Linked DNA regions of Homo sapiens: region 1 is linked to region 2. Evidence: chromatin contacts called from ENCODE Hi-C or POLR2A ChIA-PET data. All regions are on one chromosome and are shown on one strand. The core of a region is the stretch at or near the end of the contact, and the rest is flanking DNA. Distances in the headings are between cores, read along the strand shown. Region 1 overlaps NR3C1 (nuclear receptor subfamily 3 group C member 1). Region 2 overlaps ARHGAP26 (Rho GTPase activating protein 26).

Region 1 (6,218 bases), core at 3,413-5,912, 330 kb after region 2:
AAAACGACAATAAAATAACTTACATACCCATCAGACTGACAAAAATTAAACATTTGACAATAAGATGTGTCCTGAGTTTAAGGATGTAATCATTTTGGAAGACAGTTTGGTATTATCCAGTAAAGTCAAAGACAAGAATGTCCTATGATGTAGCAACTCCATCAATAGATATGTATTCAAAAAGAAATTTATACTTGTAAATAAATTAATGTGCATATACAGTAAAATGTGTAAGAATGTTGGCAGCAGCATTTTTTTGGTTAAATAAAAACTACAAACTAGTCAAATGTTCATAATAGTGGAATGATTTATAAACATCCATATATCTTATCTCTGAGGATATAATTCTATACAGCAATGAATAAACGACAGCTGTACACTACAACATGAATGAATCCTACAATGTTGAATGAAAAAAGCAAGATGCAAAATGACATATATAATATTCTATTCACATAAAATTCATATACATATGATATTCTATTAACATGGAATTCAAAATATACAAACTGAGTTATATTGTTTAAGGATGTTTATATAGGTAGTAAGAAAAACAAGAAAACAACGATCACATTTGTCAGGGCAGTGGTTACCTCTGGGGAGGAGGAACAAAATAGGATTTGTAAACTTATATGGTCATACTGGAGGCCTCCAAGGTATTGGCAATATTCTATTTCTTGCCCTGGTTGGTAATTACACACTGCTAGCTTTATTATTATTATTTTTCATTAAATTGTATGTATGGTCATGCACGACATAAATTTCAGTCAATGATGGACAGCATTTATAGTGATGGTCCCATAAAATTATAATGGAGCTGAAAAAGTCCTATCACTTAGCTGCAGCTGTGCATTGTAATACAACACCATGCTTATGTTTGTGGTGATGCTGGTATAAACAAACCTACCGTGCTACCAGTTATAGAAAAGTACAGCAAATACAACTGTGTACAGTACATAATACTCGATAATGATAATAAATGACTATGTTGGTGGTTTATGTATTTACTGTATTATACTTTTTTCATTATTTTAGAGTGTACTTCTTGTCCTTTTTTTTTTTTGTTAACTGTCAAACACTCTCAGCCAGGTCTTTCAGTAGGTATATCAGAAAAAGGCACTGTTATCACAGAAAACGACAGCTCTGTGTTTGTTATTGCCCCTGAAGGCCTTCCAGTGGGATAACATGTGAAGGTTGAACACTGATGACACTGACTTTGTATAGGCCTAGGTTAATGTGTGTGTTTGTGTATTAGTTTTTAGTAACAGTTTTAAAAATAAAAACATCTTAAAAATGGAAAAAAGCTTACAGAAGAAGGACATAAAATTTTCTTTACAGCTGTACAATGTGTGTGTTTTAAGCTAAGTGTTACTAAAAAGGAGTCAAAATGTTAAAAAAATTAAAAGTTTACAAAGTAAAAAAGTTACAGTAGGCTAAGGTTAATTTATTATTGAAGAAAATTTTTCTATAAATTTAGTGTAGCCTAAGTCTACAGAGTTTACACTACAGTAGACTTCATATAATAAATGTCCTAGGCCTTCACATTCACTCACTACTCAATGACTCACAGCAACTTCCAATCCTGGAAGCCCTATTCACAGTAAGCACCTATACAGGTGTACTATTTTTTTCCTCTTTTATATTGTATTTTTATTGTACCTTTTCTATGTTTAGATACATAAATACTTACCGATGTATTAGAGGTGCCTGCAGTGTTCAGTACAGTAACATGCTGTAAGTTTGTGGCCTGGAAGCAACAGCTATACCATATGGTCCAGGTGTACTGTAGGACATACCATTCAGATTTGTGTAAGTTCACTCTATGATGTCTGCACAATGATGACATCGCCTAATGATGCATTTCTCAGAACCTATCTCTGTTGTTAAGCAATACATGACTGCATATTTGTTTTGTTCATTCTCATGTACATATGCTTGTTTCACAGTAAAAAAAAATGTAACTCAAAATAAAAAATAGAAAAAGAAACAGATAGCATGACCTCCCCTACTCCAGTCTTTGATGATTTCTTACCTTTTGTTGTCTACATTTTCTCTTTCTAGAACTCCTAAGCTGGTTCTCTAATTCTCTTATCTTCTCCCCTATTTTACATTGCTGTCTTTTTGCTCTTATTTCTGGGATATTTTCTTACTTTTATCTTTCAATCCTTCAACTGAGCTTTTCATTTATGTTATCATCCTTTTAACTTTCAAGAGTTTAGTTTTATTCTCTGAATGTTCCCTTTTTCAAAATCCTTTAATTTGATAAATGCATTATTTTTCTTATTTCTGAGGATATAAGTAATAGGTTTGAGGGAAGTTTCCTTATCCAAGATGACTGCTCTGTTGTTTGTTCTGATCTCTGTCCTGAAGCTAGAAGCTCTCCCCTTCCTTTCACCCTATCCTTCTCCTCCTTCCTTCTAGGCTGAGGGTTGGTGGGGCTCCGGACTAAAGGATTCCAGACACAGCTGAGAGTAGAAATATCTTAAAAACAAAAGGAAGTTTAAGTGAGCCATTACATACCAAATTATTAATGGCATTCATTCAGTTGAAGAACACAGAGAAAAAGAAGAATGAAGAAAAATTAACAGAACTTCATGGACCTGAGAGACAGTATCAAATGGCCTTACATATGAATGGAGTCCCAGAAGGGGAAGACAATGAAAATTCAAGAGAAAGATAATGAAGACATAATGACTAGAATTAGTTAATTTAGCATGGTCACAGGACACAATATTTTTAAAACATTCTATATATGCGACAAACAATTGGAAAATAAAATTTATATTAATATAATTTAATAACTAGCAAAACACATATACACAATAGATATGGGACAAAAGATGTGCAAGAGCTTTACAGGAAAAATGAGAAAATATTGCTGAAAGGAACTAAAGATCTGAAAATATTGTTGAAATAAACTAAATATCTGACTAAATGGAGAGATATACAGTGTTCCTGGATTGGAAGACTCAATATAGACTCAATCCCCAAATTGAAGTCTCTTATACCCAAATTGATTTAATTTCAATGCAATACCAATCATAATCCCAGCAGGCTTTTTTTGTGTGTGTATAGAAATTGACAGGCTGACTCTAAAATTTATAGGGAATACAAAGGACCTGGAAGAACCTTAGACTTTGGCCCTGCCTTCTGGGGAAGGGTTAGTTATCTCTTTAAAGATGATTTTTTTTTTTTTTTTTTTTTTTTGAGACAGAGTCTCGCTCTGTCGCCCAGGCTGGAGTCCAATGGCACAATCTTGGCTCACTGCAACCTCCGCCTCCTGGGTTGAAGAGATTCCCCTGCCTCAGCCTCCCGAGTAGCTGGGATTACAGGTGCGCGCCACCACGCCCAGCTATTTTTTGTATTTTTAGTAGAGACAGGGTTTCACCATGTTGGCCAGGCTGGTCTTGAACTCCTGACCTCGTGATCCGCCCGGCTTGGCCTCCCAAAGTGCTGGGGTTACAGACATGGGCCACCACACCCGGCCAAAAGGCGATATTTTTTAAAACACATCAATTGATTTACCAAATATATATTTTTAAACTTTTAGGCTTGGGGATACATGTGAGGGTTCGTTAAATAGGTAAACACATGTCACGGGGGCTTGTTGTACATATTATTTCATCACCCAGATATTAGGCCCAGTACCCAATAGTTGTATCTTTTCTGCTCCTCTCCCTCCTCCCACCCTCAGTACCAGGAATTAAATATGAATAATGAAGGTAGCTCAGCCAATAAAACTGAATCAGTTCTTCAGTCTGTGGGCAAACACAAAATTCTTCTTTCAGAGGTTTGATAAGCTGTTGTAGTTTCGAAATGATCCAAATAATAACTTACATGACTTGATTTATTAAGAAGCCTGAAATATATTAAACAAATCACAGCTCCAAAGAATGAACAATAGGATAATGGAATGTTAAAGGAAAACAAACCAATTTAAAGGAAATTTCCATCTGCAAAAGGCTTAGTAGGATCTGCTAACTCAGAATCAGGAGTGTTCTTTAATTTATGAGGTTCTCATTTCAGTACTTTAAAAAATTAACGGTAAATGGCCCCATGGCTTATAGCAAAAGGAGACATTCTATTTAAGCAAAGTTATTAGAACAATGGTGATTGTGAGAAGAGCTGAAAACAAAAGTCAGTCACTCAGCAACTAGAATGCCAGAAAGAAAAAAGAAAAGACAAAAATAGAAATACATCTACCACTGGTCCTTTCAGGACATCTGGATACATGGCTCATAACTACCCCAAGTAACATCCCTTTCAAACACAAGAAGAGAAGTCTTCTAACTGCCAAAACTGTTCTAACAGAACATGTGTATCATATCCTAATTAGTATTAGCATATTTTTTGACCACCAGAAAGTTGAAAGTGAAATGATGTTATTTAATATAAACCTGTTCTTAAATAATACTTCTCCTAAGAATATTTTTTAGTTATTAAAATAGAATTTTGGGGAAAGAAAAGACCCACTTCAAATACTCTGTGGTCAAATATAAAATTATAATTTACAACAGATAATATATTCAAATGCCCTCAAATTTTATTATGAATTGAACTGAAATATTAGTACTATGGGCTTAACATCAATAATTTTATAGCAAAGAAAATACAGAGAGGGAGGAGGGGCAAAATGAATGTCTTTTTATCACATGTCCTGACTCACTTCTACTGGTGCTTGTCCAGGATGATGCAATTATTGAATCATAAGCTGTTCCACTGATGCCATGTTCAAAATGACAAGTCTCAGTCTCTCAGACTTTCAACAAGAATCTACGACAGCCACAGTCAAAACAGTATGAATAACAAAAAGGTGCCATGCAGGTGTTTCACAGAAAAAAAAAAACCAAGAAACTATTACATTTTAAGAATTAAAATTTCTTTCCTTCTGGTTACTTCGTTTAGTCTGTTCATTTTTTATGATCATACTATAATGACGGAGGCTAACTCTTGCTTAGTACGTGGCAGGCACTATGCCAAATCATCTACAGGAATTATCTTGGTTATTTTAATCTTGGCAACATCTCTGAGAATGGGTTCTATTAATATCCCCACTTAAGGGATAAGGAAACTGAGGCTTAGAAGGTCTACTGTCCAAGGTCACCAAGGTGGTGGCTCTGTGAGAACTGGAATCTAGATTCTCAGACCTCCAGGGGAGGAGTTTACTCAATGCATTCTGTTGTTGCTCTCCATATTGATGACATATCAATGACATTTATTATGGAAAAACATTTGCTGAATCAATTTAAGAGAAGTTGGAAATGTCAGTAAAAACCTTCATAGCAGTATGAGAATATGTTTCCAAAAACCAGGAGAAGGAGATGCCCCAAAATGTTTTAAGAAGGAATCAGAAAGTCCTGAGCAAGGAAGCATCGAAAAATGATCGAGTTCCTAGCCAGGAGCCAGGAAATGTGCTTTGTAATTGGAATTATAACTGCCCTGAGTAAAACAGATTGTGTTTTCATGAAGCTTCAACAGCTCATTGTAGGAGACATACAAGGAAAAGGCCAGTTAAAATACACTGTGATTCATGCCGCCATGTGAGAATATCAAAGGACCTTTAGACATAGAGAGGTGTCAGAGAAGTCTTCTGATTTGCTACGAGCTGGAAAGGTAAGTAGAGAGGGAAGTCGAGGAAGAGAAGACAGTCATGTGTGAAGTTTCCTGGCACCCAGAGTATAGCTCTTTTAGGGGAACCCAAAGACAACAGAAGATGACAAAAAAATATACTAAATAACACTAGAAAACACTGTCCAACCAAGGTTCTAAGTGATCTGAAAGTCACAGGTTAAATTTCATAAGGACAAATATAAGATAGCATCTAGGGAATGGAAAGTGACAAGCACAATGGTCATACTGCCTTTTCATATTTAGAATGGCACAGTATTCTAGTGCAATGCAGAGCCCAGAACTAGGAAATGGGCAACTACTGGGATTCCAGATATCTTTCTATCACCAACTCACAGGGTGACAATCAACAGCTCTTTCAGCTTCCCTGGGTTTCGGCTCCCTCTTTGGTAACTCATGGATAAAGCTAATTGTCTAGCAGGAGGCAGGTTGCTTGACCTGATAGTCTCCTCGGGACTTTCTAAAATCAATGACTCTCTAACTCAGATACATGATGGCTAACAACCAGGGATGAACAACAATACTATCTTAATGAGAACCACTAATAGAAATTAACACTATGTGTGAGGTAGGTACTATTATTATCCCCA
Region 2 (6,002 bases), core at 417-2,916:
GGCAGGCTGTTTTTCCTCTGGAAAGCAGGACTGGGTGGAGAAGTTGTATGAAGTTGTGGCTGAGTACAGACTCTACTGTGCTCTGCCTAAATCGAATCCTGGCTCTGTAATTTGCTAGTATGTAACCTTTGGAAAGTTAATTAACCCATATGATGCTATGAAATAGAGGCAGGTGTAGTACCCCATAGGCTTGAGGATGAAATAAAATCATTCGTTTAAACGCTTAGTATGGTGTTTGGCACATAATTGATAGTGAAAAAGTGGTTGGTGGCAGGTGGCTATTTTTATGTTTGATTGCTGTTTTAAAAAAGATTAAGAACCATTGATTTAAACGTTGACCTTAGATTGTCTCCTTTCCTTTCCCTTCATCTCTTAATTAGTTTCAGTTGGTTATATTACATTGCCAACAAGACCAATGCCACAGGGTCCCTCAAATGACATTTCCCATCCTTAGCCATTTATCCCATAGGGGATACATTTCCATCACCAGAAGAGGCTTTTTGTTTTGTTTTTTTAAACACAAAGTGGGAAGAGAAGGAAGGAGGAAAATGACAGTGATGAAGATGAAAGTTAATCCTTATAGAATGTTCAATAGGCCATAGAATTTACATTCAGTGCTGTGTTGAATATTGTATATCTATGATTCCATTTAATTATTACAACAATCCTAAGTGGTGGAGAGTGTTACTATCCCCCTTTTTCAGATGGCAAGACTGAGGTCTAGGGATGATAACTGATGTGCATGTTAGCCAATAAACAGTAAAGTTGGACTTTGAACCTAAGCAGTAGATTACTACAAATCTGTCGCCACTGACAGACACAATTCAAAAGAGCAAGCTGTTTTGATTCTAGTGATGGTGGACCCACTTTGTCATGCAGAGGAGATGAGATGATATTCGATGGTGTAGAACCAGCCTGTTGTTTTAAGATGTTGACACATTGCCTTATTCAGTGTGTCTCCACATTGGTACATCAGGGGAACAGCCAGGTGGGAGGAGACTTGGAGAAAACCTCAGGGGATCATAGAGTTTGGATGTGCATTTGGGTAAAGATGGTGCAGTTTAGAGAGGAGCATCAGTTTTAAACAAATTTCCTTATGAACCTATTTCCCCAGCATCTTTATTTTGTCCAGATTTTGATCCAAAGTGTGGTATGGCTAAGCTCTAATGCAGCTGTGTGTGAAAGGGAAAAGTTAGATTGTTTTGTCAAATTTTTGCTTTACTTATGTCTTTAATATCTACATTTGAAAAACAAGCCTCTCTGTTTTCTCAGTATGGCTTGGATAATGGTAATAAAGGTACTCATAGAAAAATTCTGGGAATCCAGATGACTCTGTGTATTCTCTGTTAATTCTGTAGGGACATGTAAACTGAACTGGCTCAGCAGTGAACAGAATTTATTGCAAAATCACATCTTGGTGCAGAGGAAGCATATGAAGGCTTTCCTCGCCCTCCTTTGATTTATTAAATTGTACTTTCATTGCAGCTTCTGGGTAAGGACTCAGAATTGCAGTGCCCTGTGATTTGTATCAAAGAGCTACTCTCCCCCCCTGGTGTTTATCGTCAGGATCGAACCCTGTGGTTCAGAGAGAATATGAAGTGTTACTTCTATACTAGATGCCAGCTGGTTGCATGGGTTGGTGGTAAATACTCCAGGCTAGAATCAGAAGGCTGTTCCCAGTTTCATTTTCTTTCTGACTCAGGGCAAGTTCTTCCTTCCGGTGATTCACCTGCCCAGCTGCCCACAACATCTCACCTTTATCATCGTCAGCATCATCATCGTCGTCATTGTCATCATCGTCATCACAATGACTTATTGATCATGTGGTTAGTGGTTAAGTGCTTGGGCTCTGGAGACAGACCGTGGGAGTTCCTGTCTGGACTCTGCCCATTTCCAGCTGTCTGACCTTGGCCATGTGACCTAACTTCTCTAATGCCTCAGTTTTCTCATCTCTGTGAAAGGAATAATTAGGCTGGTATGAGAACCGAATAAGACAATGCACACAGAATGCTTGGCATGATGTCTGGCACATGGCAGGGGTTTTGTCATCATCATCATTATTAATTTCTATCTGTCATAATTATTCTTTAATGATTCTTAGATGGACCGTGATAAGATAAAGTAAACACATGTAATTTCTCTTCTTCAGAAGCATATACTTGAAAATAGATACTTGTTGGCACGGATCTTTAACAAATCTTCATATACAATGGTCAGTAGAAACTAGACTATACCTACATCAAAGTATAGAAACCCAAAGGAGATAATGTTCCCAAGTTTTAGAGTACTCAGATAGAGCTTAGCTTCAGTTGGGTTGTTGAAGGTGCATTAACTGTTTCAGTCTTCTGAGGAGCCACAGATCAGGCATTTAGTGCCCCTTGTCCGCTTGGGTTGCTCCTGGAGAGTTGAGTTCTATTGTATTAAGGTAGATGCTCTCAAGAGGCTTACCTGAAAGCATATAAATTTGAGATTGCTAATCATAAGACAAAGCTATGGTCAAAGTGATCTTTCAGGACATTGCTCTTGCCTCTGAACCTCAGTCTGATGCTAGTGGGCAACTGTGAGATCTGTAGAAGAAGGATAGCCCAGAGCAGACTGACCATTTCTAAAGGGTGAATTGCATGCTCTTTGCTTCTGTCAGTATAGAAGGTATTTATGAACCATAATACCAACCACTGGAGTGACTTGGTAGTGATATACATTTGCCACTGCCTAGAAAGGTAAAAGGGTATTGGAACATCCTTTTAGAGGCAAGATAGAATAGTACACCACTGACCAGCTCTGTGTCCTTAGACAAACTGTGTAACCACTCTGGGTCTCAGGTTCCATATCTCTAAAATGTGAATAATACTAGACCTCATCCATATGGTGGTTGCAAGGATTAGATGTTGCCATGTGTGGTGCTTGGTAAGTGCTAGGTAAACAAAACCATTCCTGCTTAGTGCTGTGACTGAGCCACCATCTGGTTGCTTCCCCACCCTGGGCCTTCTTTGTTGGGCCCTGTAGTCACAAAGTCCTGGTAAGCAGGATTTGTTAGCTTCATTTCAAAACTCATTCTCTTTGGCTCATTAACCCAAACCAGACAGAGATTAACAGCCTGGCCTCAGAGGAGCAGGTGAGTACATGTTTCTGGTGCCTTTGACTCATTGATTATCCTTCTCCAATTCAGGGAATGCTTGGGTGTTCCAGGAAGGGGTCTCCCGAGACCCAGGAAACCTTGAAAGAGAGTAATTTGGCACAAATTCATCTCCTAATGAAGGAGGGCTGGAAGTCCTGCATTTTACTATTCCTTCTGGATTTTGCCAGCTATAAATAGAAGCAAGGTTCCCTTGGATAGAATGTTTGAATTTACTAGGAGAAATGCAGGGATCAAGGATGGCTGAAGAAAAATACTTGCCAAAGTGTGGTCTTCTCTTCTGCACTTCCCTTGCCCAACTTTCCAAGGTTAGTGAATGCCGGTCAGCATGGATTGCTGGTCTTAGCTATTACACTGTGACCCATTTCACTCACAGGTCACAAGGCTCTGCAGGATCGGATTGCTGCCCCTCTGCCCTATCCTTATCTCCTACCCCTCTCTGCATTGCACTGATTGCTAATCACACTGGCCTTCTTCCTTCAAATGCAATGACTTTTCACCTTCCAAGGACCTGTACTTTCTGTTGGCACTAGCCCCCACGTCTTCCCAAGGAGGTACCCCTCATCATTCAGGCCTGGCGCAAACGTCATCTCTTCCGAGAGGCATTTCCTCGCCTAAAGTCCACAATAAACCCCCGCTTTTTTTTTTTTTTTTTTTTTACTTTCTCCAATGTACTTATCAATATTTGAAGTAATCATAAATGTGCATCTGTTTATTTCTGTTTTCTTCAGTAATTGGAAAGTTTTATGAGAGCAGAGATTACAGATGTCTAGTTCATCTGTATCCCCAGCACCTGGAACGTTGCCTGACCATTATAAGCACACAGTAAATATTTGTTAAATACATGGATAAGTAAACGAATTGCAAGCAACATGGGAAATTATTATTTAGGAGGTCTTCAAACTTTTCAAAGCCGCTATGCCCTTCCTCAATAGCCACATGAGTAAAATGGATAAAAGCCAAGGGAGGGGTCATTTGGTCTTAGCTTCTCTCCAACCCCTTTGTTTGTGCAGGTGCTGTGTGGCTCAATTTGGAAACCATGATCTAGCTCAAGTTCATTTATATAGATGATAAAGATGCTGCTGAGGGAGAGTGGGCCACTGTGTTTCCTCTTTTAAGTAGAAATTACACAACCTCTATGTCAGCCTCCACCTAGACTTCGTGGTGACTTTTGCCCTCCCCTCAAATTCCATGAATGTTAAGCATTTCTTTTCTCAGTAGTAGAGTCCAAAGCGCTTGCATTGTGTTGTGCTGTTTCAGTATATTTCTTTGGCACAGTCTCATTTGATGTTCACATCAGCTCTGGCTGAGTTAGTCAGAAAAACCTATCATCGCCCACATTTTATAGATGAAGAAATTAAAGTTCAGCAAGATGAAGTTACCAATGGGGAAGCCCAGGCCAGGATCAAAATCTTTTGACTCCTTATCTCTAGAGCGTTTAGGTATATGCATTGATGCCTTTTCATTCATTAGACAATCCTCTTTAAGTACAGAAACCTGTTCTCTTTATACTCATCTTTCTGACCTTTAATAAGTGGCCTGGTAGCTTTAGTTTTCTTTAGAAAATTAATAATAAAATGGGATGATTTGTTATATTTAGAGCTTGATAATTCAAAGACCTTCTTGGGCGACTCCTTCAGTTTATGGATGAGGCAATAGATGCCCAGAGAGGCTAAGAGACCCAGTGACACAAAGCAGCTGAAGGGCCAAGTGGGACCTCTTGACCAGCCATTCTCCGTCATATTTCTTAAGTGAAAAATCCCTTTCTGGATTTAATGGTTCTTTTCAGAGGTAGTTGCCTTGGTTTCTTTAGGGGTTAAATAAGTGGTTCTCAACTGAGAGTAGCCATTAGAGTCACTGGAGGGATATATTTATATACATACATACATATATATATATATATATATATATTATGATCAGGTTCACCTTATGCCTTTCTATACCTACAGAACCTTAATGACCAAAGAAGGGCTTGGGTTCTATGATTTTTTTTCATTTATTTATTTAAGACGGAGTCTTGCTCTGTTGCCCAGGCTGAAGTGCAGTGGCGTGATCTCGGCTCACTGCAAGCTCGACCTCCTGGGTTCATGCCATTCTCCTGCCTCAGCCTCCCAAGTAGCTGGGACTACAGGCGCCCGCCACCATGCCTGGCTAATTTTTTGTGTTTTTTAGTAGAGACGGAGTTTCACCATGTTAGCCAGGATGGTCTCGATCTCCTGACCTCATGATCCACCCGCCTGGGCCTCCCAAAGTGCTGGGATTCCAGGCATGAGCCACTGTGCCTGGCCGATTTTTTTCTTTTCTAAAGTAGAGGTTTCATCTTGTTTAATTATGACAGCATATCAGAGATGGGCAAACTGTGATCCAAAGACTGAATCCAGCCCACCACCTTCTTTTGTAGAGCCCATAAGCCAAGCATCATATTTACAAACAAATATCTATAATTGACTTTATAAGGAATACTAACTTTGAGTACCAATTAAGCTAAATATCAACCTCTCTTAAAAAAAACTTATTCTTCTGATTAGTAGGCTTGCATTTCAGAAAATCATACTCAAATATTATTAGTTTTTAAATTTTGTCAAAAAATGTATGAAAATTTACTTTCTATCTTGTTGTAGAAGTACCTACATAATGTCATTGATTTTGCCTCTTGGCCCACAAAGCATAAAATGTTAATGTCTGACCCGTTGCAGGAAAAACTTGCTGACCCTTGCAATATGTCATTGTCTCTTTTATATTGGGCATTTTCTTTTTCTTTATTGGGGTACTTTCCCTTTTTGTGATTTACATTATTTAAGGGGTTTCTATGGAAAATATATATTCTCCTTATAACATTCAAATTTCTAGAAGTATGTAGAGTAAA

The links. A loop is a pair of places that touch in the nucleus more often than their neighbours do. ChIA-PET counts read pairs that join two places held with the same protein, here RNA polymerase II (POLR2A). Pooled maps may share reads with other maps.
Region 1: a loop to region 2 is called in a pooled map, with 5 times the contacts of the local background. The contact joins two enhancer-like sites. A Hi-C loop is called at or near these places in 2 of 168 maps with a recorded cell type or tissue (both naive thymus-derived CD4-positive, alpha-beta T cell), 21 of 37 single-sample maps with no recorded cell type and 16 of 50 pooled maps. POLR2A ChIA-PET finds 5 or more read pairs at or near these places in 7 of 52 experiments (CD4-positive, alpha-beta memory T cell, MCF 10A, Panc1 and 4 more).

Annotation. Positions count from the first base shown.
Region 1 is chr5:143,337,294-143,343,511 of GRCh38, forward strand. All of the region lies in intron 2 of NR3C1 (nuclear receptor subfamily 3 group C member 1), which reads right to left. Among named protein-coding and RNA genes, the nearest start is that of NR3C1, 63 kb to the right of the region's middle. Within about 2 kb of position 4,663, at least 2 of the 41 ENCODE cell types and tissues checked have a DNase peak (open chromatin) inside an H3K27ac peak, as active enhancers do.
Region 2 is chr5:143,007,530-143,013,531 of GRCh38, forward strand. The region is part of intron 11 of ARHGAP26 (Rho GTPase activating protein 26); the gene reads left to right. Among named protein-coding and RNA genes, the nearest start is that of ARHGAP26-AS1, 140 kb to the left of the region's middle. RefSeq lists an enhancer at 1,226-2,425. Within about 2 kb of position 1,667, at least 8 of the 41 ENCODE cell types and tissues checked have a DNase peak (open chromatin) inside an H3K27ac peak, as active enhancers do.